2 separate regions of the Homo sapiens genome follow, and region 2 is linked to region 1. The links are chromatin loops, found by intact Hi-C in ENCODE. Cell type or tissue: K562. All regions are shown on one strand. Each heading gives the region's core, and the rest is flanking DNA. Links, peaks and the distances in the headings are about the cores only.

What was found. Peaks named below come from ENCODE experiments on the same cell type or tissue, not always from the same donor. Only the 100,000 strongest peaks of a DNase experiment are listed, where the experiment ranks them.
Region 2: a loop joins it to region 1, with 6 times the contacts of the local background. A loop is called at or near these places in 1 of 110 quality-filtered maps.

Annotation. Positions count from the first base shown.
Region 1 is chr20:30,577,393-30,590,296 of GRCh38, forward strand. It overlaps LOC107987280 (a long non-coding RNA gene), which reads right to left and starts at 2,711. Exons shown (of 2, transcript XR_007067755.1): 1 at 1,924-2,711. It also overlaps the pseudogene LOC105379482. In K562, for the core only: a CTCF peak has its summit at 4,654; no DNase peak of the experiment used is centred there.
Region 2 is chr20:30,493,251-30,506,154 of GRCh38, forward strand. It overlaps the pseudogene CDC27P4. Among named protein-coding and RNA genes, the nearest start is that of FAM242A, 140 kb to the left of the region's middle. In K562, for the core only: a CTCF peak has its summit at 7,410 (motif pointing right); a DNase peak (open chromatin) is centred at 7,333.

The DNA.
Region 1 (12,904 bases), core at 3,508-6,007:
ATGCCATACTCTTTTATCTATGGATTACTTAAAAGTGGTTTAATTTCCAAACAAGTTTATAATTTAGGGTCCACCTAGAAGATAGAAACCTTACCAATTATTTGAAAAGAAAAATTAGCATATTGTAGAGTTGGTAGCTAGATTTCTGAAAGAGCAGAAAAAGAACTCTGGGCCAGATGCTGTGGCTCACGCCTGTAATCCCAGCACTTTGGGAGGCTGAGGCGGGTGGATCACGAGGTCAGGAGGTCTTGAGACCAGCCTGGCAAACATGGTGAAACCCCATCTCTACTGATAACACAAAAATTAGCTGGGAGTGGTGGTGCATGCCTGTAATCCCAGCTACTTGGGAGGCTGAGGCAGGAGAATTGCTTGGAGCCGAGACGCAGGGGTTCCAGTGAGCCGAGATGGCACTACTGCACTTCAGCCCGGGGAACTGAGCGAGACTATGTCAAAAAAAAAAACAAAAAAACTCTAATATATGATGGAAGTAGCAACTGCAGGAAGTAGCAACTGCAGCAAGCAGCAACCACCTGAGGTCTGAGGAAACAAAGTGAAGAGACAGGAATTACTAAAACTTAGAAGCTTGGAGGAAGGTCATGCTCACCTGAAACTCAGACCTCTAAGGAGAGGCCAGTGTTCAGCTGGCTCTGCTGTCTCTGAGCTCAGAAACAGGGCCCTGCAATTTTAGCACTTAGACATCTAAGGATCAGTCTTTGGGAAGCTGTTTAATAATGTTTATAAAGAGCCATGATGAAATAGGTATTCAAGTGTTAGAAAAACTGAAAATTAGGCAGTTGCTACAAGAAAAAGTACTGCTGGCTGGCAGGCACAGGATACAGTATATCTCCCTGCCCCCACCACCCCTATACTCTTCTGCTAATAGTTGCCGAACACAGAACCAGATTGGGGGTGTAGAGGTCGGGAAAGATTGGCTGCAGACTCCCCCATTCCAGCCCCATAAAGCAGAGTGAAGAATGGTGGGTTTGGAGATGAGACAATATTTATTAAATGCACACATGAATCATTTAGTTGTATTTTTATTGATTTCTAGCCAAATTTCACTGTATTCGAAAACATAGTATTTCAGTATTTTGAAATCCCATATCATTTTACTCATTTGTACAAATCTTATGTGCGCCTGAAAAGATGTGCATTTTAATTTTTGCTAGAATCTTTCTTTCCCCCAGCTTCATATAGGTGTCAAAAGTGCTGCAGAGATTCTAGGCTTTTCAGATCCTAGACTAGACCATCATCCCCAGGAGAAAAGTAGCCCCAAATGCATGACTCTCCCAACTGTTTCTGAATTTTGGCCCACCATTTCTCCATTATCTTGTCTTTTGATGTCTTTTGACATTTAAAAAGTTTGCTCACCTTTCCTCTGCTACATGTTTGTTCCAAATCACTCATTTTATTATTACTAGAAGTGGAAGTATACAAAATATTATTCTGTCCCTTTTATTTTTAAATTTTCATTTTTTCAAAAAAATCACCTATTATCAGATTGATCCTCTTTAATATGTAAACCGTATGGATTTTCAAAAACATTTCCTTGGAAAGGAGTTAAATAAAGAATCAAATAGTTTCATCTCTTAATAGTGTCTTTTAAGCCACTGAGCGTTTTCACAGATTGGTCGTTATGTCTTTTTATTTTCCTCTTCCTTTTCTGGATTGAGTGAACCCATTCACCGTCTTCCCTGAGTCATCCTCCATAAGACAACTTACAATATTTGCTATATCAAGAGCAGGGTGAAAATAGGTGATAGATTTTTCTCAAAGAAGAAAAACATTTCAAGGTTTTACAAGGGAGTTATCCCTTCCCATAATAATAACATTTTGTCTGTATCAGTACAGCCCTTCTATTTGCCTTATGACTTGCATTTCATCATCAGTAGTTAAAGCAGAGGAAACGTGGGAACCACTTACTGTTTCTGCTTATGGCCTCATCAACGGTTGCATCTGTTTTTTTTTTGTGGATTCTTGGCATCCACGTTCTTGTGGATCTTGCAACAAACACATTATGGTAGGTAGCAGCAGCACTATCAGTTTCAGACGCGTCCACACCAAAATGGAATAAAAAAGTAATCCAGTCAAAGAAAGGTTGAGATCCTGTATTCCTCAAATTCGGTGTCCAGTACAAATCAGCCCAATTTCCTTTAAGTACCTGCATTTTTAGCGCACACATCCCTTCCATTCTGTAATTCTTTTTTTTTCTTCCTGTATTGCAAGCTTCTCCGTTCTCTCCTTTGTGGGATATTTTCTTGGTAGGTAGGTAGGAAGGTAGGTAAAGTCCGCTTTGGTTGAGTTTATTTGGGTTTGTGTAGCGTTTGAAGAAAAATAAATTCAAACTCTAGGGGGAAGGGAGTAGAGCTTGACTAGCAGTATAAAATTAGATGGCTAACCAAAAGAGAATAGTGACTATATAAATACTGACTATCCAAACGAGAAAGAGACGACTTAAGGGGAAGTGCTGCCCTGCAAGAAATTCCGGGAATTGTCCAGAAGATCCACAGGGTCAGAGACACACGCGCCAGGAAAGGCGCCTTTCATGCACGGTCCTCTGGGGAAAACAGAGAAATATATATAGGAGCTCTCTGTCTTTGGAAGCATTTCGGTTCCAGGAAGGGAGAGTTAAGGAATTCCTCTGGGACAGGCACATGTGAAATATGATCCAGGCTCTCCGCTTGGCACCCTGCACTTGCGTCCTAGGCAGGCAGAGAGTGGAGAGTTTTTCTAGGAATTCTGGGAAGTGTAGTTTGGGAGCCCCGTGTAGTCGTGTAACTTCCGCTCTAGGAGGCTGAGGCCGTCTCCCTGATCCCGTCGAGAATTCTGGGAAGCGTAGTCCAGGAGGTCTCAGTAGGGAGAGCCACTTCCGCCCAAGGTACGCTAGGCCGCGGCCTTCTTTCCTCCCAGAAAGGTGACCCTCCCCGCCCTGCGTCCTGCTCCTTCCGTCCATACTGATGTTCGTTTTGCTGGAGGCCAGTAGCAACTGGACAGTAGCCCTAGGGGAGGAGAATCCACCTGCGGCGAAGGGTGGGATTTGTTTTCTTTGAGCCTTCTCCAGTGTGGGGCAGCTGGCGCATCTCCACTTAGCGCAGGGGGTCCGGGATCCTACATCTCAGGGACTGGGGATCTCCTGGGTTCTGTACTCCCCCAGCCCTTTCCCCTGACCATCAGCCAGCTCTGCCATTTCCTAGCAGTATAATAAAAGGCGAGTATCTTAATCTCTCTGCCTATGTTTCTTTTTCTTTAAAATGGTACTAGTATCTATCTAATGGAGTTCTTTTGAGAGTTAAATAAAAAGGCTTGGAACAGAGCCTGACAGATGGTAGAAGATGGGTCTCTTGTTATTAGCACTTTTTAATTTTCTGAGAAGGACTCAGTTCCCTGAAAGCTTCTGTGAGCCCAGGATGGGGTCAGAGCTCCAGCTGCAGAGTATCCCTGGCCCTTTTCTGATCACTGAGAGATTTTTCTTTAGGAGAGGATCACTCCGGGCTGTCTGGGCAGTCCACTGTAATTCATGCAGGAGTTCTGATTTCTCCCATCCTCCTTTCCTTCTTTAGCCTTGACTTCTTGAAAAAGGCTTCAGGGAGAAGGAGGGAATAACCCTTTGGCACTTGGCAGCGGAGTCTCACCTGAGTAGTACTTATCATCCTTTCTTCCCAGGGGAGACGATATTTCCTTCATTCATTGGCAAATTCTGCTCGAAGATGCCCTGATATTTGTTCAATAAATGCAGAAACGGATGAGGGAGAACTTGGGCATGAGTAATAAAGATAGTATTTAAACATTGAGTGCTGATCATTCTAAGAGTTTGATATGAATTAACATATGTAATCCTCACAAGAGCCCTTTGAGGCTGGGTTGGGTGCCACCATTCCCATCTTAAAGAAAAGCAAAGAGACACACAGCATAGATGGTTTATCTTTAGGTCACCCAGGTGGTAAGAGCCTGAGCTGAGATTTGAATTCAGATAGTTTCCATCCATTGCCTTAGTTCTTGATGTGTTTAGTGTCAGCTTCAGAAGACATGTTTGGATTTTTCTAGAGGACCGTAAAAGCGAGGTTAATGAGCTTTGAATTTTTTATTTTTTTTAGTTATCTGTAATTTAATTTTATTTGAAATATTTACGTTCATATTCTGATTATATAAATGATTGCATATTGTAAAAGATTAAGAAAGTATAGAAAGAGTAAAAGAAAAAAATTAATTATGCTAACCACAAGATATAACAATAACAATATTAATTCAATGTTTTCCTCTTCCAGTAGACTTCTTTTTGGATTTTTACCCACGTTTAACCAAATAGGCTTCATAGCTTTTATTTTTCCCTTAAGTTTTTACTATGGAAATTTATAAGCATAGCCAAATGTAATATGACTAAAATAATTCTGTGGAAGCATCACCCAGCTTCAACCTTTGTTAACATTTGCCTGTCTCGGATCAACTCCATGCCCCTTTTTTTTTGGTTTCAGTATTTTAAACCAAATCTCTAACATCGACTTAGTATAATATTGTTTGATTGATTGTCATAATTGTCAAACATTGATGATCATAAATTGCTTATATCCAAGACCGTGAAAGGGAAATGCCAGCAGCTACTCTAAGGTTTTCATTCGTTGCAGCTTACAGAATGGTCCTTACTTGAGGACGCTAGAGGACGCAAGAGAGTTGTACCTTGGAGAAGAATGGTGCTGAATTTTGTGTTCCAGTATAGAGTTTGCCTTGCCTAAGTCTTATAGCTCTTCGTTTCTTATTTATCTTTATCTAATCCATACACTGAAAGTTCTTCTATTTCTGGGACCATGTCATATTTTTCTCTATGTGTCCAGGACATCGTACAAAGTTGTTAAGTGTTTATGGTTAGAGTAGCTACTCAACAGACAGCTGGCATCAAGGATTTGCAGTGTAGAATTGGAATTAGGTATCAAAATAGAATAGAAATAACCCCTGGATATATTCCTTAATCTCACTTAATATTGGTAGGTTATATAATCCACCAACTATTTCAGAGTATTGAAGAGTTGAAGAGCAATGATTGGTTATGTTTCGATAATCTAAAAAAAAATCCCTGGAAACAAATTGTTAGAAATGATAACAACATTTATAGACCATGCCTTATAACTAAGATTGTGTTTCCAGGTTTTTAAAACAGGTTTTTAAGAAATGTTTCTACAGTAAAATAGACTATTTTGTTATTTTTGGTGTACAATTCTATTACAACACAGGCATAGTTTGTGTAACGACTACCGTAGTCAGAAAAAGAACATTTCCATCACCCCAAAAACTCCGCTCATGTCTTCCCTCATAATTACCCCTCACCATACCTGTAACCACTGGCAACTACCATAAGCACTAAAACTCTACAGCTTTGTCTTTTTGAGAATGTCATATAAATGGACTGATGCTATATGTAACATTTGAGACCGGATTCTTTTACTCAGCAAATTGCTCTTGACATTCACCCAAGTTGTTATACGTATCAATACTTCATTTCTTTTACTTCTGGTTAACGGAAGTATCCACTTTATGGATATATCACAGTTCATCTATTCACTGGTTGATAGACTTTTCCCCCCACTTTTTGGCATTTATCAATAGAGCTGATATAAACATTCATGTATAGTTTTTTTGTGCTTATTTCTGTAGCATACGAAGCCAGGAGTATGTTTACTGGGTCATATGGGAAATGCATGTTTAACTTTATAAGAAACTGTCAAACTGTAGTATCTGTACCATTTTGCATTCTCACTAATGATGTAGAAATTTCCAGTTTATTTACATCTTCATCAGCACTTAGTATTTTCCTTATTTTTTTATTTTAGCCATTCTAAGCATTGTGAGTTTAATTTACATTTCCCTAATGGCTAATGGTGTTCAGCAGATATTACTTTTTTGTTGTTGTTTCTTTGCCATCCTTATATCTTCTTTGCGGAAGTGTCTGTATGCATGCTTTGCCCAGTTTTACATTGGGTTATATTTTTCCTATTGTTGATTTTTGAAAGCTATTTATATATTCTGGATATAAGTCCTTTTTTGGATGTGTGATTTGCAGATATTTCTTCTCAGCCTGTAGCTTGTCTTTTCATTCTCTTAATAGTGTCTTTTGCAGAACAAAATTTCTAATTTTAATGACATCTGATTTATCGATGTTATCTTTTTTGGATTGTGCTTTTGATGTCATATCTAAGAAGTCTGCCTAGCCCCAGGTCATGAAGATTTTCTCTTGTTCTAGACGTTTTATGGTTTTACACTTAAATCTGTGATCCATTGTGAGTTAACTTTTTAATAATATGCGATGGTTAAGTTGGGGTTTATTTCTTTACATGTGAATGACCAACCATCCCAACACCACTTGTTTGGGTTTATTTCTGTACTATGTTCTGCTAAATTGATCTATGTGTGTATCTCTTCACCAGTACCAAGATGTCATATTTACTGTAGCTTGATAGTAAATCTTAGGATAGTTTGATTCCTCCAAATTTATTCTTTTTTTTCCAAAATTGTTTTTAGCTATTCTGGTTCCTTTGCCTTTCCATATAAATGGAATGCATACCTTTCCATGCATTTTAGAATCAGCTTATTTATATCTACCCAAAAATTCAGCTGGTATTTTCATTGACATTATGTGAAATCAGTAGATCTGTCTTTCTCACATTGAGTTTTCCAGTTCATTAATATAACAAGTCCGTTCATTTAAGTGTTCTTTAATTTCTTGCTTTAGTGTTTCATGATTTTCTGCATACAGATCTATACATGTTTTGTTTAGACATATGCCCAAGTATAATCAGCCAACTGGTCTTCGACAAAGTAAACAAAAACATAAAGTGGGGAAAGGACACCCTTTTCAACACATGATTTTGGGATAATTGGCGAGCCACATGTAGGGGAATAAAACTGCATTCTCATCTCTCACCTTATACAAAAATCTACTCAAGATGGATTAAGAACTTAAACCTATTTTCTGAACTATAAAAATTCTAGAAGATAACACTGGATAAACCCTTCTAGACATTGGCAAAGGCAAGGATTTCATGACCAAGGACCCAAATGCAAATGCAATAAAAACAAAGATAAATATCTGGGACTTAATTAAACTAAAGAGCTTTTGCATGGCAAAGGGAACAGTCAGCAGAGTAAATACACAACCCACAGAGTGGGACCCCTGACCCTGACCCTGAACCCTAACCCTGACCCCTAACCCCTGACCCTAACCCTAACCCCTAACCCTAACACTTAACCCTAATCCCTAACCCCTAACCACAACCCTCACCCTCACCCTAACCCAACCCTAACCCCTAATACCTAACCCCTAACGTCTCTTAACCCCTAACGCTAAACGTTGACTCCTAACCCCTAACTCTGACCCCAACCGCTATCTCCAAACCCTAACCCTAAACTTAACCCCTAACCCTAACACCAACCTTAACCCTAGGTTCGTTACTACGTTGGTATTGACTATGTCAATGTTGATTATTATGATCGCTGTCTTAGGACTGCACGGCAGCGAGGGGATTGCGGATCTTATATTAATATTTTTGTATTGAGGCAGTGCATTAGCATTACAGGTGCTTGTTACATGAGCAATGGGGGTGTCATATTTTGGGTGTCATTTCTGCATTAGGAATGCTGCATTTGTCTTCTGAGGCTGCGGTGTGGATCTCGCACTGCGGCCGCCTCGCCTTGGCTGGGGAGAACCTCGGTGGGCAGGATTCAGAGGGGATTTTGGTTTCCCGTTTTCCACACTGAACCCCTCTAACTGGTCTCTGACCCTGATTATTCAGGGCTGCAAACAGGAAGGATTTTATTCACCGTCGATGCGGCCCCGAGTTGTACCAAAGCGAGGCAGTGCCCCCAAGGTCTGTGCTGAGCAGAACGCAGCTCCGCCCTCGCGGTGCTCCCGGCCCGCCCGCCCGGGTCTGTGCTGAGAACGCTGCTCCGCCTTCGCTGTATCTCCGAAGTCTGTGCAGAGGAGAACTCAGCTCCGCCCTCGCGATGCTCTCCGGGTCTGTGCTGAGGAGAACTCAGCTCAGCCCTCGCAAAGGCCCAGCGCCGGCGCAGGCGCAGGGGCAGGGAGGCGCCCAGCAGCGAGGCAGGTGGCACCACCAGGGGGCCCTCAAGCCTGGCGCGCACGCATTCCAGACGACACCCAGACCATGCTCCGCCGCCTGGGCGCCCAAGCTGCAGTCGCCCTCTGTGTGCAGGCAGCAGCTGCCTAGCAACCCCCGAGCCCGCTCGCGCTCCCAGCATCGCAGAACCAGGGCCAGGTATCCCAGTGGCTGCGGCCAAGCCAGGCGTTCTGCCCGGCGGCGGCGGCTGCACAGGAGCCAGAACTGAGAACCCGCCGCTCAGCCCCACTCGGGGTGACTGCCGAGTGCCCGTGCCAGCGGCCCCGATCTCCCTCAGATGGAGGAGTGGGCGAGAGGCACGGCCTGGGGGCCCTCAGGCTGGGCGCGCTGGCGATCCCAAGGCCGACCAGGCCATGCACCTCCAGCCCGCCTGGGCACCTAAGCTGCAGCCGCCTTCTGTGTGCAGGCAGCAGCCTCCAGGCAACTCCCGAGCCCGCCCGCACTCCCCACATCTCGGAACCAGGGCCAGATGTCCCTGTGGCTGCGGCGAAGCCAGGCGGTCTGCCCTGCAGCAGCTGCACGGGGGCGGGAACCGGCCCTCAGCCCCATCCCGGGTGGCTGTAGAGGACCCCTGGCTGGAGGTCTCGAGCTCTGGCAGAGGAGGACCCGGGCGGGGGCAGGGTCTGGCGGGCTCTCAGGCCAGGGGCACTCGTGATCCAGAGGCCGCCCAGGCCATGCTCCACCACCTGGGCGCCCAGCTACAGGCGCCGGGCAACTTCCAAGCTGGCTGGCGCGCCCAGCCTCGCAGAACCGGGGCTAGATGTCGCCGTGACTGAGGCCAAGTCAGGCGGTCTGCCCGGAGGCGGCTGCACCGGGGCAGGAACCGACCCTCAGCCCCATCCCCGGTGGCTGCAGACGGCCCCTGGAGCGGCCCCGATCTCTCTTCGGAGGAGAAGAGGGGCGGGAGTCACGGCCAGGGGGGCCCTCAGGAGGGAAGGGATGAGCGCCTGCGATTCCGGGAAGTCCCGCGCCAGCCCAGGAGAACCCGCAAGCCAGCGGCGCCTGTTTCTCTGTGTGATTCTTTGAGGAACCACCAAACTGTTTTCCACAGCAAGTGCATCATTTTCTGTTCCTAGCAGCCAGTTCATGAGGGCTCCAATTTCTCCACCTCCTTAGCAACATTGATTTTCTGTGTCGTTGTTATGAAAGCCTTACCAGTGGATGCAAAGTGGCATCTCATTTGGGTTTTGTCTTGCATTTTATTAATGAATAATGGTGTTTAGCATCTTTTCTTGTCCTTCTTAGACATTTGTGTATCTTCTTTGAAGAAATGTCTATTCAAGTCCTTTGCCTCTTTTTTAATTGGGATCTTAGAAATTCTGTTGTTGAGTTGTGGGATATTAAGCTTTTATCAGATAAACACATTGATTTTAGCAGATACATATTTTCTCACATACTATGGGTTGTCTTTTCACTCCCTTGATAGTATCCTTTGATGCATAAAGGGTTTTTATTTTGATTGAATCTAATTTACATGTATTTTCTTTTGTTATCTGTGCTTTTCTGTCGTATTTCAAAATACACTTAAAACTCAAAGGTCATAAAGATGTACTGTGTGTTTTCTTCTAAGAGTTACATATTTTTAGTCCTTACATTTAAGTCTTTTATTAATTTAGAATTAATTTTTGTATATACTGCAAGGTAGGGGTCTAACTTCTCTCCTGTGCACTGACATCCAGCTGTTGAAGAGACTGTTCTTTCCTCTCTTGACTAGACTTGGCCACCTTGTTGAACAGTCATTGACCATATATGTGAGGACTAATTTGTAGGATCTCAAATCTGTTCTATTGTATTGGTCTAAAAGTCTATTGGTCTTATGCCAGTACCACACTCTCTTGATGACTGTAGATTGGTAGTAGGCTGTGAAACTGAAAAATGTGAATTTTCCAATGTTCTTTTTCAAGACTGTTTTGTCTGTCAGATCCTTTGAATTTTTGTATGATTTTAGAATGAGTTTCTTTGTTTCTGCAAAAATGCCTTTGGGATTTTGATGATATTGCATTGAATCTGTAGATACTTTAGATGGTATTGTCATCTTAACAATATTGTCTTACAACCCGTGAACACAGAATGTCTTTCCAGTTATTTCCACTCTCTTTATTTTTTTTCAGCAAAGTTTTGTGTATACCACCATGGTTACATTTATGCCTGAATAACTTATTCTTTGATGCTATTATAAATGGAATTTTTAAAATGTTTTCATAGTTATTTACAACTAAATAGAAATATAGCTCATTTGCCTATGTTTGTTTTGCATCCTGCCTCTTTTATTAGTTATAAATGGTTTTGTGTTTTGTTTGGAGCTTTATACCCATAAGATCATGTGTAGATATAATTTTACACCTATTTTTTATTTCTAATGTAGATGCCTTTTACTTCTTTGTCTTGCCTAATTGCTCTGGCTAGAACTGCCAGTGCTACATTGAATAGAAGTGGCAAATGCACCATCCTTGTCTTGTTCTAGATGTTAGGAAAACAGCTTTCAGTGTTTCATCATTGATCATGATATTAACTGTTGGGTTTTTGTACATCCCATTGTCATGTTGCAGAAGATCCCTTCTATGCCTAGTTTACTGAGTATTTTTATTATAGAAGGATGTTGTATTTCATCAATGTTTTTTCTGCATCAATTGAAACAATAACATGCTTATTCATTTTAGTGTTACAGTATATTACATTGATTGATTTTTTATATGTTGAGCCACACTTGCATTTTGGGGATAAATCTCAAAGGGTGATAGTTTACAATCCTTTGATTACGCAGTATTGCTGCTAGTATTTTGCTAGTATTGCTAGCATTTTGCTGAGATTTTTGCTTATATATCATAAGGGATATTGTGCTGTAGTTCTCTCTTTTGTGCTCTCTTTGGCTTTGGTATAAGGATAATGCTGTTATCAAAAAATGAATTAGCAAGTATTCCTTCTTCATATATTTTGTCAGAAGAGTTTGAGAAGAAATGGTATTAATTCTTCTTTAAATGTTAGGTTGACTCAGCAGTTAATGCAGCTATTTGGTCATAAATGTTTCTTTGTTAATCGCTTTTGATTACTAATTCAATCTCCTAGGTTATAGATCTGTTCAGATTTTCTCTTTCTTCTTGAGCCACTTTGGTAGTTTGTGTCTTTCTAGTGATTCATCCATTTCATCCAGGGCACCTAATTTGTTGTTAGACAGTTGTTCACAGTATACTCCTGTAATCCTTTTGTAGTTCTGTAAAGTTGGTTGTAATGGCTCTGCTTTCATTTATTATTTTAATAATTAGTCTTCCATCTTTTGCTCAGTCAATATAATGAAAGGCTTGATCTTTCAAAGAATCTTTTTTGGGTCCAACAAATGTATACCTTCTGTGTATTGATTTATGTATTCCCCTGTAATTTCTCCCTCTCTAAAATGGAAAATCAACTGCAATTCAGCTGCTTTGCATGCAGTTTCTCAGGACTCCTTAAACCTGTGATTCACTGGGCCACAGTCATTCATATAAGCTCAAAATAAGCCTCTTTAAAATCCCTCAAAGAGTTTGGTTTTTCTTCTAAAATTTTGTAATATAAATTATACGTAAATCATGGTAGTTGGCATTTTTCCACGCATCATAAGTTGTCTCACAGTGACCAAATGCAACTTGCAGAAAATAATTGGATATTATCTTCAAAATAATAGCAATCTTACTTCAGATGTTCTTTATCCAACATAGATTTAATACCTAAGAGATAACCTATAACATAAAGATTCATTAATTATGTCATCTTCTCCACCATTATCCATGATGATCACATACTTTGGAACTTATTCTATGGAGAATAGCCTAAAGTGAAGTCATAATAATGATACATTGTTATGCATTATCTGTCTTCTTCTTCTTTTTTTTTTTTTTGAGACACAGTCTTGCTCTTGTTGCCCAGGCTGGAGTGCAATGGTGTGATCTCAGTTCACTGCAACCTCTGCCTCTGGTGTTCAAGTGATTCTCCTAACTCAGCCTTTCAAGTAGCTGGGATTGCAGGTGCACACCACCATACCTGGCTAATTTTTATATTTTTAGTAGAGACGTGGTTTTGCCATGTTGGCCAGGCTGGTCTCAAATGCATTATGTGTCTTCTGAGAGTGGTCAGGGGATTCACTCTAGCTTAATTGTCACTTCTTACAGTGAGTGCTGAGGTTTGTATTAAGATTTTACATTTTGAATGTATTTATTAGGACCTGATTACACTCTCTTACGCTCTGACCAAACAATATGAATTCTATAAATTTTAATTCTATATCACTTCTCCAGGTACATATCATATTTTCCAAGACCCATTATTATTTTCATGGTGGAGCTACAAGATTCAGCAAATAGTCATATAGAATATACTTAAGTTCAAGATTCTGAAAAAAATAATACTTTTCTATTATGATATCTGCATACTTGCATGCAATATGTATATGCAATACTTTATAAATACACTAACTTTTATCTATTATTTATCTGAAGTTCAAATTTAACTGTGTCTTTTGTTATCTCTCAACTCCGATGCATGGGAACCTTGGTGTTCTTCTGTCCAAGCTTAGCTCCAACTACCTCCAGAGACCCATTGGAGAAAGACACCAGTTTTTGAGCCAACTACTACAATTCTTATAATGTGGATACCATTGTGTCTTAAAGTCAGTTTTTTTCTTATTATTCTTGTGTCCAAAATGACGGTAAAACACAAACAATATGACTGTGCTGATACGTGTTGGTGGCACCTATTAATTATTTGGTTCTGGCACTGAAGATAAATATGTGTATTTATGAGATTAA
Region 2 (12,904 bases), core at 5,912-8,411, 82 kb before region 1:
TGGTGGAGTGTTTAATAAGCAGAAAAGCCATGATGATATTGTTACTGAGTTTGATGATTCAGCTTGCTTTCCCCTTCCATTGTTGGAACATGTATATTGCAAGACAGATTGGCTTGCCAAAGGATCAGAATGTTACCAAAAGAGCCTTAGTTTAAATCCTTTCCTCTGGTATCCCTTCGAATCATTATGTGAAATAGGTGAAAAGCCAGATCCTGACCAAACATTTAAATTCGCATCTTCACAGAACTTTAGAAACTGTCTGCCCAACTCTTGCAAAGCACAAGTACCTAATCATAGTTTATGTCACAGACAGCCTGAGACCGTTCTTACGGAAACACCACAGGACACAACTGAATTAAACAGATTGAATTTAGAATCTTCCAATTCAAAGTACTCCTTGAATACAGATTCCCCAGTGTCTTCTATTGATTCAGCTGTAATTTCACCTGATACTGTCCCACTGGGAACAGGAACTTCCATATTTTCTAAACAGGTTCAAAATAAACCAAAAACTGGTCGAAGTTTATTAGGAGGACCAGCAGCTTTTAGTCCATTCACCCCAAGTTTTGGGATTTTGCCATTAGAAACCCCAAGTCCTGGAGATGGATCCTATTTACAAAACTACACTAATACACCTTCTGAAATTGATGTGCCATCCACCGGAGCCCCTTCAAAAAAGTCTGTTGCCAGAATCAGCCAAACTGGAGCAAAGTCTGTCTTCTCACAGGGTGGAGATAGCCAAGAGGTAACTCCAATTCTTGCACAAACAGAAAGTTCTGGTCCATAAATAAGTACAACACCTCAGGTATTGAGCCCCACTATGACATCTCCCCCAAATGCGCTGCATCGAAGAAGTTCACGACTCTTGACTAGTGACAGTTCCACAACCAAGAATAGGAAGAAATTAAAAATGAAGTTTCCACCTAAAATCCCAAACAGAAAAACAAAAAGTAAAACTAATAAAGGAGGAATAACTCAACCTAACATAAATGATAGCCTGGAAATTACAAAATTGGACTCTTTCATCATTTCAGAAGGGAAAATATCCACAATCACACCTCAGATTCAGGCTTTTAGTCTACAAAAAGCAGCAGCAGAAGGCTTGATGAGCCTTTTTCTTGAATGGGGGAAAGGTTATTTAGCTTTGTGTTCATACCACTGCAAAGAAGCTATAAATGTTTTGAGCCATCTACCTTCTCACCACTACAATACTGGTTGGGTACTGTGCCAAATTGGAAGGGCCTATTTTGAACTTTCAGAGTACATGCAAGCTGAAAGAATATTCTCAGAGGTTAGAAGGATTGAGAATTATAGAGTCGAAGGCATAGAAATCTACTCTACAACACTTTGGCATCTTCAAAAAGATGTTGCTCTTTCAGTTCTGTCAAAAGACTTAACAGATGTGGATAAAAATTTCCCAGAGGCCTGGTGTGTTGCAGGGAACTGTTTCAGTCTGCAACAGGAACACGATATTGCAATTAAATTCTTCCAGAGAGCTATCCAAGTGGATCCAAATTATGCTTATGCCTATAACTCTATTAAGGCGAGAGTTTGTCTTAACTGAAGAATTGGACAAAGCATTAGCTAGTTTTTGAAATGCTATCAGAGTCAATCCTAGACATTATAATGCATGGTAAGTGGCAATGAAGTGTAAAGACAAAGTCTTGTTGATGGTGCTGATAGTCACTAATTTTTCTTGTTAGATAGCTCTTTATTGTCATGAATTTGGTTACTAATACTTAGGGATGGTACATACTGGTCAATAACCTCAAACTAACATGTTTTCTTATGAAATGTGTGTCTTTAACAAACTCTTAAGTTAACTAATGATAGTAGAATACCAGATCCTTATACTCAACAGTTTCAGTCTTCTACCAAACTTTTGCAGATACTGTAGTTGTGTTTTGTTTGTTTGTTTGCTTGTTTAGTTTTGTTACTTGATTTGTTACTTTTTCTTGAAACACACAAATGGTGATTGGGACAAAAAGTGCTTGGGAAATTGGAAAGGAATAGCATAATTCATTTATTGGATAATAGAAAAAAACACTGAAAAAATTCACTAGTTGCTGCTTTTTGACAGTGTTCCAGTTTATTGAGTTACTATTAAGAATTTAGTGTACCCTTTTATTTAGCAGTATCTCTCTTTTACTCTTTTGTACTTGTGTATAAGTAGACACATAGGAAATTACTACCCAGGTCATATTGTTATCAACTGAATAACATATGAAAAAGTTTGGTTCTACTTCTGCCTCAACACCATACTTACTGTTGACATTTATTGTATTTTTCTGAACTGACTTAAAAGTCTAAATATCAAGAGAAGGCCAGGCACAGTGGCTCACGCCTGTCACCCCAGCACTTTGGGAGGCCGAGGCAGGCGGGTCACAAGGTCAAGAGATTGAGACCATCCTGGCCAACATGGTGAAACCCGGTCTCTATTAAAAGTATAAAAATTAGCTGGGCATGGTGGCGGGCGCCTGTAGTCCCAGCTACTCAGGAGGCTGAGGCAGGAGAATTGCTTGAACCTGGGAAATGGAGGTTTCAGTGAGCCAAGATTACGCCATTGCACTCCAGCCTGGGTGACAGAGCGAGACGCCGTCTCAAGAAAAAAAATAAAATAAAATAAATAAATAAATAAATAAATATCAACAGAAAGTATAATTCTGAAGTCATAACTCTGTGGAAGCTTTTTTGTCAGATATGGTTATCTTTGGGGTTAATTATTATAGCAGTTGAGTTTTAACACTTGATTTGCTTCTAAATCTGAAGCATTACATTACGAAAACATTTTTTGATTTGTGAATATGTTGTTTAATGGATTATATCTCATTTTGCAGTAGTAGTTGCAGTGCCTGAAAGATTGCCAAAAAAATAGTGCTAGCTTTTGCTGACACATGTAACAATCAACTTACCAATACTGCCTTCTCTTCCGATAGCTATGTTCTCCGTAATATTTTAAGAACTCAGTTCTTCATAAGACTTGTGTTGTTTTTGATTTTTTCCCAAGTCTGATTGACCCTTGTGTTGTTCTTTTTTAAATGTGTATTGTCTGTTCAGCTATTCTGCAGGAGTCACATTCTTAAAAACCTTAACCATATCAAAAATTGTGTTTAAAGGAGGATTATTCAGATTGGCAAGCTTTTACTAGGAGGAGTTTAAATGCTGATGTATTTCAGTAACTCTAAATACTGAGCAACTTTATTCTAACTACAAAATAGATAGCCTTTCTTTATTTTCACTTTCACTATTATTAGCACCGTGTTTAACACCTTTTCTTCATCTATAACACAATTATAACGATATACAAAGCCACTCAAATAAAGCAGATATATTGTGCTTTAAAAAAAGAAAAAAAAGAAGTCATTATGTGGCACACAGTGAGGTGTGATCGAATGTAGAATCTCCAGTGAAAACCAATGAAACAGGGTCAAACCCCGTGTCTACTAAAAATAAAAAAATGAGCCAAGCTTGGTGGCGCTGAGGCAGGAGAATCGCTACAACCCAGGAGGTAGAGGTTGCAGTGAGCTGAGATCACGCCACTGCACTCCAGCCGGGGCGGGGGACAGGGCAAGACTCCATCTCGGAAACAAACAAACACACAAAGCCAATAAAGGTGTTAAGGTGTTTAACTCAACGTGTCAGGCTCAGGTCTCTTGACAGGATACATCCAGCACCCGGGGAAACGGGAAACGTCGAGGGGTGGGGTGGAATCTATTTTGTGGCCTCAAGGAAGGGTTTGAAAGATAGTCCCGCAAACGTGACGGCCTAAGGAAGCCCCTCCACCCAAGAAGCGATATTCATTTGTATCCTGTAGCCACCCACGAGGGAGAATCGGGCTCTCTACAGACCCCCAACCCCCACCCCACCCCACCGCACCCCCCGGCCTCGTGAAATAAGCTCTCGCTCCGTCAGGCTGTATTCACGCCCTGTGGTTTTGTAACCTCCAGCGTGTGTGCGTGGGTTGCGGGGTGGGGTGGGGGCGGCTGTGGACAGAGGAGGGGATAAAGCGGCGGTGTCCTGCGGATGCCCGGGACATGGGATGTGAGTGGGGTGGCCAGAGCCTAGGGAACTCATCGCCTGTCAAGACGTCTCCCCTCCTGGTCCCCTCTCTGACCTACGCTCCACATCTTCACAGTTCACTGGGGACCTTGTGGGTGGAAGTCACCATCCCTTTGGACTTTAGCCGAGGAAGGCTGGGCTCCCAAGAGTCTCCCCGGAGTTGGGGTCTTGGGCAGGCTCACAAGGATGCTGACGGTGATGGTAACAGTGATGTAAGTTGGAGGCCTCTGGCCAATGCAGAGGTATCCATTTGATCTCGGTGGGACAGGTCAGCTTTGTGGACTCACGTGCGTCCTTCCAGAGACTCATCCAGCGCTAGCAAGCATGGTCTGGAGGATCCCAGCTCCCAGCAGAGGCACTTTTTTTCACACAGAATCCTGGGCAGGAAAGTTCTCAGCAGGTTTAGACCTCCTAGCCAAAAAGCCAAAGCCACTTCTGGGATTTTTTTTCAAAGAGCCAGTGGTTCCACAATGGGCCATGGGTAGTTGTGGAAATGGAGAGAAGTGTTTGCAGATACATATTTGAGACAGAACAGACAGGGCTCGGTCACAGGTCATGAAGGACACGAGCAGATGCACATTGAGAAAACCCAGCATCCTAGGTGAACAGAGGTATGATTTTTTGAGACGGTCAAGGGAGATGCAACCCCAGATTTTAGGGTTGGATCTTTATTAATATGTAGTATCTATGAGGTATCCAAGTCCAGAAATCAACTCACCAGTTCCGTACAGCATTCGGTAGGGAGATCAAATCTGGGATGTCTAAAGTTAAGAATTCAGGCCATGGTAATGGATTAGATTAGATGTACTTGAACTTATTTTGCAAAGAAAGAGAGGGTGGGAGATAGCGAGAGCCAGAGAGCGAGCGAGAGAGAGAGAAAGAGAGAGACAGACAGAGAGACAGACAGAGACACAAAGATACACAAAGAGAGAAAGACAGAAAGAGAGACAGACAGACAGATAAAGACACAGAGAAAGAGAGAGATGGACAGAGACAGAGAGAAACAGAAAGAGAGACAGAGACAGAAGGAGAGAGAGACAGACAGGCAGAGAGACAGGCAGAGAAAGAGAGTAAGACAGATGGCAGACACACAGAGAGAGACAGAGACAGATGGAGAGACAGAAAGAAAGAGAGAGACAGACAGAGGGAAAGAGACAGAGGGAGAGAGAGAATCAGACAGAGAGAGAGACAGACAGAGACAGAGAGAGAGAGAAACAGACAAGGAGGGAGAGACAGACAGGCAGAGAAAGAAAGAGAGAGACAGACATACAGGCAGACAGACAGGCAGAGAAAGAGAGTAAGACAGATGGCAGACACACACACAGAGAGAGAGACAGAGACAGATGGAGAGACAGAGAGAAAGAAAGAGAGAGACAGACAGAGGGAAAGAGACAGAGAGAGAAAGAGACAGACAGAGGGAGAGAGAGAACCAGACGGAAAGAGAGAGAGAAAGACAGAGACAGAGAGAGAGAGACAGACAGACAGGCAGAGAAAGACGGTAAGACAGAAGACAGACAAAGAGAGAGAGAGAGACAGGCAGAGAGAGAGAGACAGAGAGACAGAGACAGAGAAACAGACAGGCAAAGAGAGAGAAAAAAACAGACAGGGAGAGAGAGACAGGCAGAGAAAGAGTATAAGACAGAAGACAGACACAGTGAGAGACACAGAGAGAGAGAGAGAGAGACAGCGAGACAGAGAAAGAAAGAGAGATACAGACAGACAGACAGACAACGAGACAGACAGAGAAAGACAGAGACAGACAGAAACAAAGAGAGACAGAGAGAGAGAAAGGGAGAGAGACAGGCAGGCAGAGAAAGAAAGACAGAAGACAGAGACAGGCAGAGAGAGAGAGACACAGAGACAGAGAGACATAGAGAAAGAAAGAGAGAGAAAGACAGAGATGGACAGAGAGAAACAGAAAGAGAGAGAGACAGAGACAGAGAGAAAGAGACAGACAGGGAGAGAGAGAGAGAGAGACAGACAGGCAGAGAGAGAGAGATATAGGCAGAGAAAGGGAGTAAGACAGAAGACACACAGAGAGAGAGACAAGCAGAGAGAGAGAGAAATAAGACAGGCAGAGAGAGAGAGACAGAGTGAGAGAGAAAACAGAGAAAGAGAGAGACAGAGACAGAAAGAGAGACAGAGAGAGGAGGAGGAAGGGCATGCTCAGGAAATAATTACACATATTTTATAATGCTTTTGATCCGGTAAACAGTGGCCGGGGTGTGCTTTGAAAACAACAACAACAACAGCAACAAGAGCAGCAGCAGCATTCGATTACGGATTTCTAGAACATAAGATGTTCTGAAGTCTAGTAAACATCAGCCGGCTCTCACTACACGTTGAGAGATTCACAAAAGCACTAATTAACAGGAGAAAACAGCAGCTAACATGTCTTGGGGAAAATATACGTCTTCCTGAAAACTGGGGATTTCTACTTCACCTGAAAAGAAATACATACGAAAAAGGAAAAACATGAACAAAACAAAACAAGCCAACAAACACGGGCCAATGCACCGTCCCTGGAAATCTTAAGTGAGCAAAGTATTAGTTTTCAGAAAGCGTTTCTATTTTGGGAAAATGCTAAGAAGGCCCAGATTAGAGCTGTGATGCCCTTCCCATTGTGAAACTATGTTGGCCGGAGGGCGGAGAAACTAAAACATCATGATAAAAGGTGATTGAGACCCAGCCAGGGTGAAGCTTTCCTAGGGAGGGAGGCCTGAGGAGGGAAGCGGGGGAAAAAAACCACAACTGCAGACCCGCCCGCTTGCCCACGCGGGTCAAGGGCTATGCCATCGGCCCAAGCTGCCTCTGGGGAAGTGGGACCGTGCCACCCCCATCTTCAAAAACGGTGGCCACTGAGTGAGGCCTGAGGCCCACCGATGCAAATGTCAGCCTGGCAAGAATGAGATCGGCGGAAGAGGTGGGGGAAGGGGAGAGAAGACGGAGGCTCACCTGGGTGGCTCCGGAAGGTTTCCAAGCAGGGTGTCGGGAGGCGGGGGGTGGGGTTTGGGGGGAACCCACCTAACTGACTCACTAAATGAAGCTAAAGGGACGTGGGTAGTGGGGGGAGCCGAGGGGCGACTTGAAAATTAAACTGACCCCTCCTAAATCTCAAGTAGAAGAGTCTATGCGCATGAAAGAAACCAACACACAAAGAAAACTAAAGCGCTGATCAAAGAACAATAGGGCCCCCGCCAGGGCAGAGGTTCCCTAGGCAACTAGGGAGAGAGGGAGGGACCTCCAGAAGGGAGAGAGAGAAACCCGTTGCCCCAGGTTCGGTGAAGTCAGGGAGACCTCCCTCCGTGTGACCTCAACTTTCAATAACAGTGGCCGCTAGGTGATGCCCGAAGACAACCGATGCCTGCAAATGTCAGTCAGCACGGAAAAGAATGTATTTATTTATTTATTTATTTAGAGATAGAGTCTCACTCACTCTACAGCCTGGGCTGTAGTGCAGTGGTGCAATCTCAGCTCACTGCAGCCTCCGCCTCCCAGGTTCAAGCGATTCTCCAGCCTCAGCCTCCCAAGTAGCTGGCATTACAGGCACCTGCCTCACCGCTCCTGACTCAGTTTTGTATTTTTAGTAGAGACGGGGCAAGGCCGGTCTCGAACTCCCAACCTCAGGTGATCCACCCGCCTCGGCGTCCCAAAGTGCTGGGATGACAGATGTGAGCCACCGTGCCCGGCCTTAACCGTTTATTTTTAAGTCGAGGAACTTATCAGGGAAATATGAGAAGTACGGACGCCACACGTGACAGAGAGAAAAGTCTGAAAATGCCCCTTGCATCCAAGTGGGGACCCGGACTCGACCTCCCGAAATCATACACCGAGTGGGGAAGCCCAGTAGGGCCCATCTGTCTAGATTCTTCTCGGCCTCTCTAAGCACCTAAGCACGCACTTCTCACTTTCATGGAAGGGGCAGGGCCTCCCCGTCACGAGGTGCCTGACAGACTGACACAGAAAGAGACAGACATAGAAAGACAGAGATGGACAGAGAGAGATAGAAAGAAACAGACAGAAAGAGAGAGAGACGGAGAGTGAGTGAGAGAGAGAGAGAGACATGGAGGGAGAGAGACAGACAGACAGACAGGCAGAGAAAGAGAGTAAGACAGAAGACACAGTGAGAGAGACAGGCAGAGAGAGAGAGAGAGACAGAGACAAAGACAAGGAAAGAGAGAGAAAGACAGAGACAGACAGAGAGAGACAGAAACAGACAGAAAGAGAGAGAGAGAGAAACAGAAAGGGAGGGAGAGAGACAGACAGAGACAGAGAGACTGACAGACAGATAGGCAGAGAAAGAGAGTAAGACAGAAGACAGACACAGTGAGAGAGACAGGCAGAGAGAGACAGAGAGAGAGACAGACAGAGAAAGAGACAGAGAGAGAAAGACGGAGATGGACAGAGAGAAACAGACAGAAACAGTAAGAGAGAGAGACAGAGACAGAGAGAAGCAGACAGACAGGGAGGGAGGGAGACAGACAGAGAGAGGGAGACAGACAGACAAGCAGAGAAAGAGAGTAAAACAGAAGATAGGCACAGACAGAGAGACAGGCACAGAGAGAGAGACAGACAGACAGACAGAGAAAAAGAAAGAGAGAGACAGGCCAGGCACGATGGCTCATGCCTGTCATCCCAGCACTTTGGGAGGCCGAGGCAGGCGAATCACGAGGTCAGGAGATCAAGACCATCCTGGCTAACATGGTGAAACCCCGTCTATACTAAAAATACAAAAAAATATAGCCAGGCGTGGTGGCGGGTGCCGAGTAGTTCCAGCTACTCGGGAGGCTGAGGCAGGAGAATGGCGTGAATCTGGGAGGTGGAGGTTGCAATGAGCCGAGATCGTGCCACAAAAAAAGAAAGAGACAGACAGACAGAGAAAGACAGAGACAGACAGAGAGAGACAGAAAGAAACAAACAGAAATAGAGACAGAGAGAAACAGACAGAAATTGAGAGAGACAGAGAGAGAGAGAAACAGAAAGGCAGGGAGGGAGAGAGAGAGACAGATAGACAGACAGGCAAAGAAAGAGAGTAAGACAGAAGAGAGACTCAGTGAGAGAGACAGGCAGAGAGAGAGAGAGACAGAGACAGAGAGAAAGACAAAGAAAGAAAGAGACAGACAGAGACAAAGAGAAAGAGAGACAGAGAGAGAAACAGAAAGGCAGGGGGACAGACAGAGAGAGAGAGAGACTGACAGATAGGCAGAGAAAGAGAGTAAGACAGAAGACAGACACAGTGACAGAGACAGAGAGAGAGAGAGACAGAGAGAAAGAAAGGGAGTGACAGGCAGAGAAAGTGACAAAGAGAGAAAGACATATATGGACAGAGAGAGACAGAAACAGAAAGAGAGAGACAGAGACAGAGAGAAACAGACAGGGAGGGAGGGAGACAGACAGAGAAACAGAGACAGGCAGACAGGCAGAGAAAGAAAGTAAGACAGAAGACAGGCACAGACAGGGAGACAGGCACAGAGAGAGAGAGACAGAGAGACAGAGAAAAAGAAAGAGAGACAGACAGACAGAGACAGACACAGAGAGAAAGAAACAGAAAGAGAGAGAGAGAAACAGACAGGAAGAGAGAGAGAGAGACAGACAGGCAGAGAAGGAGAATAAGACAGAAGACAGACACAGTGAGACAGGCAGAGAGAGAGACAGAGACAGAGAGAAAGAAAGAGACAGACAGACAGAGAAAGAGACAAAGACAGAGACAGAGAGAGAAAGAGAGAAACAGACAGAAACAGAGAGAGAAACAGAAAGGGAGGGAGAGAGAGAGACAAACAGACAGAAAGGGAGAGAGACAGGCAGAGAAGGAGAATAAGACAGAAGACAGACACAGTGAGATAGGCAGAGAGAGAGACAGAGACAGACAGACAGAGAAAGAGACAGACAAAGACAGAGACAGACAGAGAGAGAAAGAAACAGACAGAAAGAGAGAGAGAGAGAAACAGAAAGGGAGGGAGAGAGACAGACAGACAGATGGACAAGCAGAGAAGGAGAGTAAGACAGAAGACAGACACAGTGAGAGAGACAGGCAGAGAGAGAGAGAGAGACAGAGGCAGAGAGAGAGAGAGAGACAGAGACAGAGAGAAAGAAAGAGAGAGACAGACAGAGAAAGACAGAGATGGGCAGAGAGAGACAGAAACAGAAAGAGAGAGAGACAGAGAGAGAGAGAAACAGAAAGGCAGGGAGAGAGAGAGACAGACAGACGGACAGGCAGAGAAGGAGAGTAAGACAGAAGACAGACACAGTGAGAGAGACAGGCAGAGAGAGAGACAGAGAGAAAGAGATGGACAGAGAGAGACAGTGAGAAACAGACAGAAAGAGAGACAGAAATAGAGAGAGGGAGTGAGAGAAAGAGAGACAAACAAAGGGAGGAAGAGACAGAGAGAGAGAGACAGACAGACAGAGAGACACAGAAAAAGAAAGAGGCAGACAGACAGAGAAAGACACAGACAGAGAAAAACAGAGATGGACAGAGAGAGACAGAGAGAAACAGACAGAGAGAGACAGACAGATGGGCAGAGAAAGAGAGTAAGTCAGAAGACAGACACAGTGAGACAGGCAGAGAGAGAGAAAGAGAGAGAGAGAAGTCAGACACAGTGAGACAGGCAGAGTGAGAGAGAGACAGACAGAGAAAGAGACAGACAGAGAGAGACAGACAGAGAGAGAGAGAAACAGGAAACAGAAAGAGAAACAGAGAGAAACAGAAAGGGAGGGAGAGAGAGAAACAGACAGACAGACGGACAGGCAGAGAAGGAGAGTAAGACAGAAGACAGACACAGTGAGAGAGACAGGCAGAGAGACAGAGAGACAGAAACAGAGAGAAAGAGACAGACAGAGAAAGACAGAGATGGACAGAGAGAGACACTGAGAAACAGAGAGAGAGAGACAGAGAAACAGACAGAGAGAGAGTGAGAGAGAGAGAAACAAAGGGAGGGAGAGACAGAGAGAGACAGATAGGCAGAGAAAGACAGTAAGACAGAAGATAGGCAGAGAGAGCGAGAGACAGAGAGAGATAGAGACAGACAGAGAGACACAGAAAAAGAAAGAGAGAGGCAGACAGACAGAGAAAGAGATAGACAGAGAAAAACACAGACAGAGAGACAGAGAGAAACAGACAGGGAGGGAGAGAGAGAGACAGACAGACGGGCAGAGAAAGTAAGACAGAAGACAGACACAGTGAGACAGGCAGAGAGAGAGAGAGACAGAGAGACAGAGACAGAGGGAAAGAAAGAGACAGAGAAAGAGACAGAGAGAGAAAGACAGAGACGAACACAGAGAGACAGAGAGAAACAGATAGAAAGAGAGAAGGTCCTAGCCCAGTAGCGATACAGTGCTTTTTCTTTTATTTTCTCTTTCTTTTCTTTTCTTTTTTTCTTTCTTTCATTTATTTATTTATTTATTTATTTGGAGACTGAGTCTCACTCTGTCGCCCAGGCTGTAGTGCAGTGGCGCAACCTTGGGTCACTGCAACCTCCACCTGCCAGGTTCAAGCGATTCTTCTGCCACAGCCTCCCGTGTAGCTGGGATTACAGGTGCCTGCCCCACCGTGCCTGACTCAGTTTCGTATTTTCAGTAGAGACGGGGTTTCACAATGTTGGCGAGGCTGGTCTCCAACTCCTGACCTCGGGATGACAGACGTGAGCCACTGCGTTCAGTGTACAGTGCCATTTCTTAGAAATCACTCTTTGGAACACACGTAGAGATTTTATTTATTTATTTATTTATTTATTTATTTTTGTGCGGGAAGGTGGGGGGACGGAGTTTCGCTCTTGCTGCCCAGGCTAGAGTGCAATGGCATAGGGGACTCAAGGAGTCAACCTATGGCAGGGAGGACACGTCATTCTGAACGTAAGGGCCACAACGAAAGGTGGCAGGGCCCGTGCTTTTAAAGGCACGGTGGTTCAGGCCTGTCGTCCCAGCACTTTGGGAGGCCCAGGAGGGTGGGTCACTTGAGGTCAAGGGTTTGATACCAGCGTGGCCAACATGGAGAAACCCCGTCTCTACTAAAAATAGAAATATTAGCCGGCTGTGGTGGTGCGCGCCGGTAATCCCAGCTACTGAAGAAGAATCACTGGAACCCAGGAAGCAGTGGTTTCAGTGAGCCGAGAGAGCGCCACTGCACCGCAGCCTGGGTGACAGAGCGAGAGAGACTCAGTCCAAAAAAAAGAAAAGAATAAAAAAAAAAAAAAAAAAAAACAGACCCAAATACTGCATTGTCGCTGAACTTTCCCCCAAAAAGGCCAGAAACCCCCTGACTCAGGTCAAGGAGGTGGTGTTTCATTTTACTTCTCTCTCTCTCTCTCCCTTCCTCCCCCTGCTCCCCCCTAACTTTTATTTCTTGTTCAAGCATACATGTGCAAGACTGTTACATAAGTAAACTTCTGACAGGGGGGTTCAGTGTGCAGATGATTTCATCACCCGGATACTCAGCGCTGTGTCCAACGGTTTTCCTGTTTTGTTTTTTCCTGAAGCTGTCTCTCCTTCCACTCCTCCCTCAAGTAGGCTCCCGCGTCTCTTGTCCCCCTAGTTCTGCCCATGCAAGAACTCTCATCTATAAGTTCCCACTTATAGATGAGAACACACGGTATTTAGCTGATCATTGCTTTCATCTTCGGTGGTGGCGGTGAAAGAGGCATGACACTAAATCGGCCCTTAGGACTCTCCCCTCCGTCCCCACCCCGCACCCCCTTCCCACACACACCCTCATTCCTGCACCCCCTCCTCAAACGCAAGAAAGGGAGAAAGACAGAAATTAAAGTAACAGGTGAGCCTCCAAGGCGGTGGAGGCGGGGGATCTCAAAGGGTGAGCAAGCGATGGGGGTCGGGGAATGTTTTGGCTGAG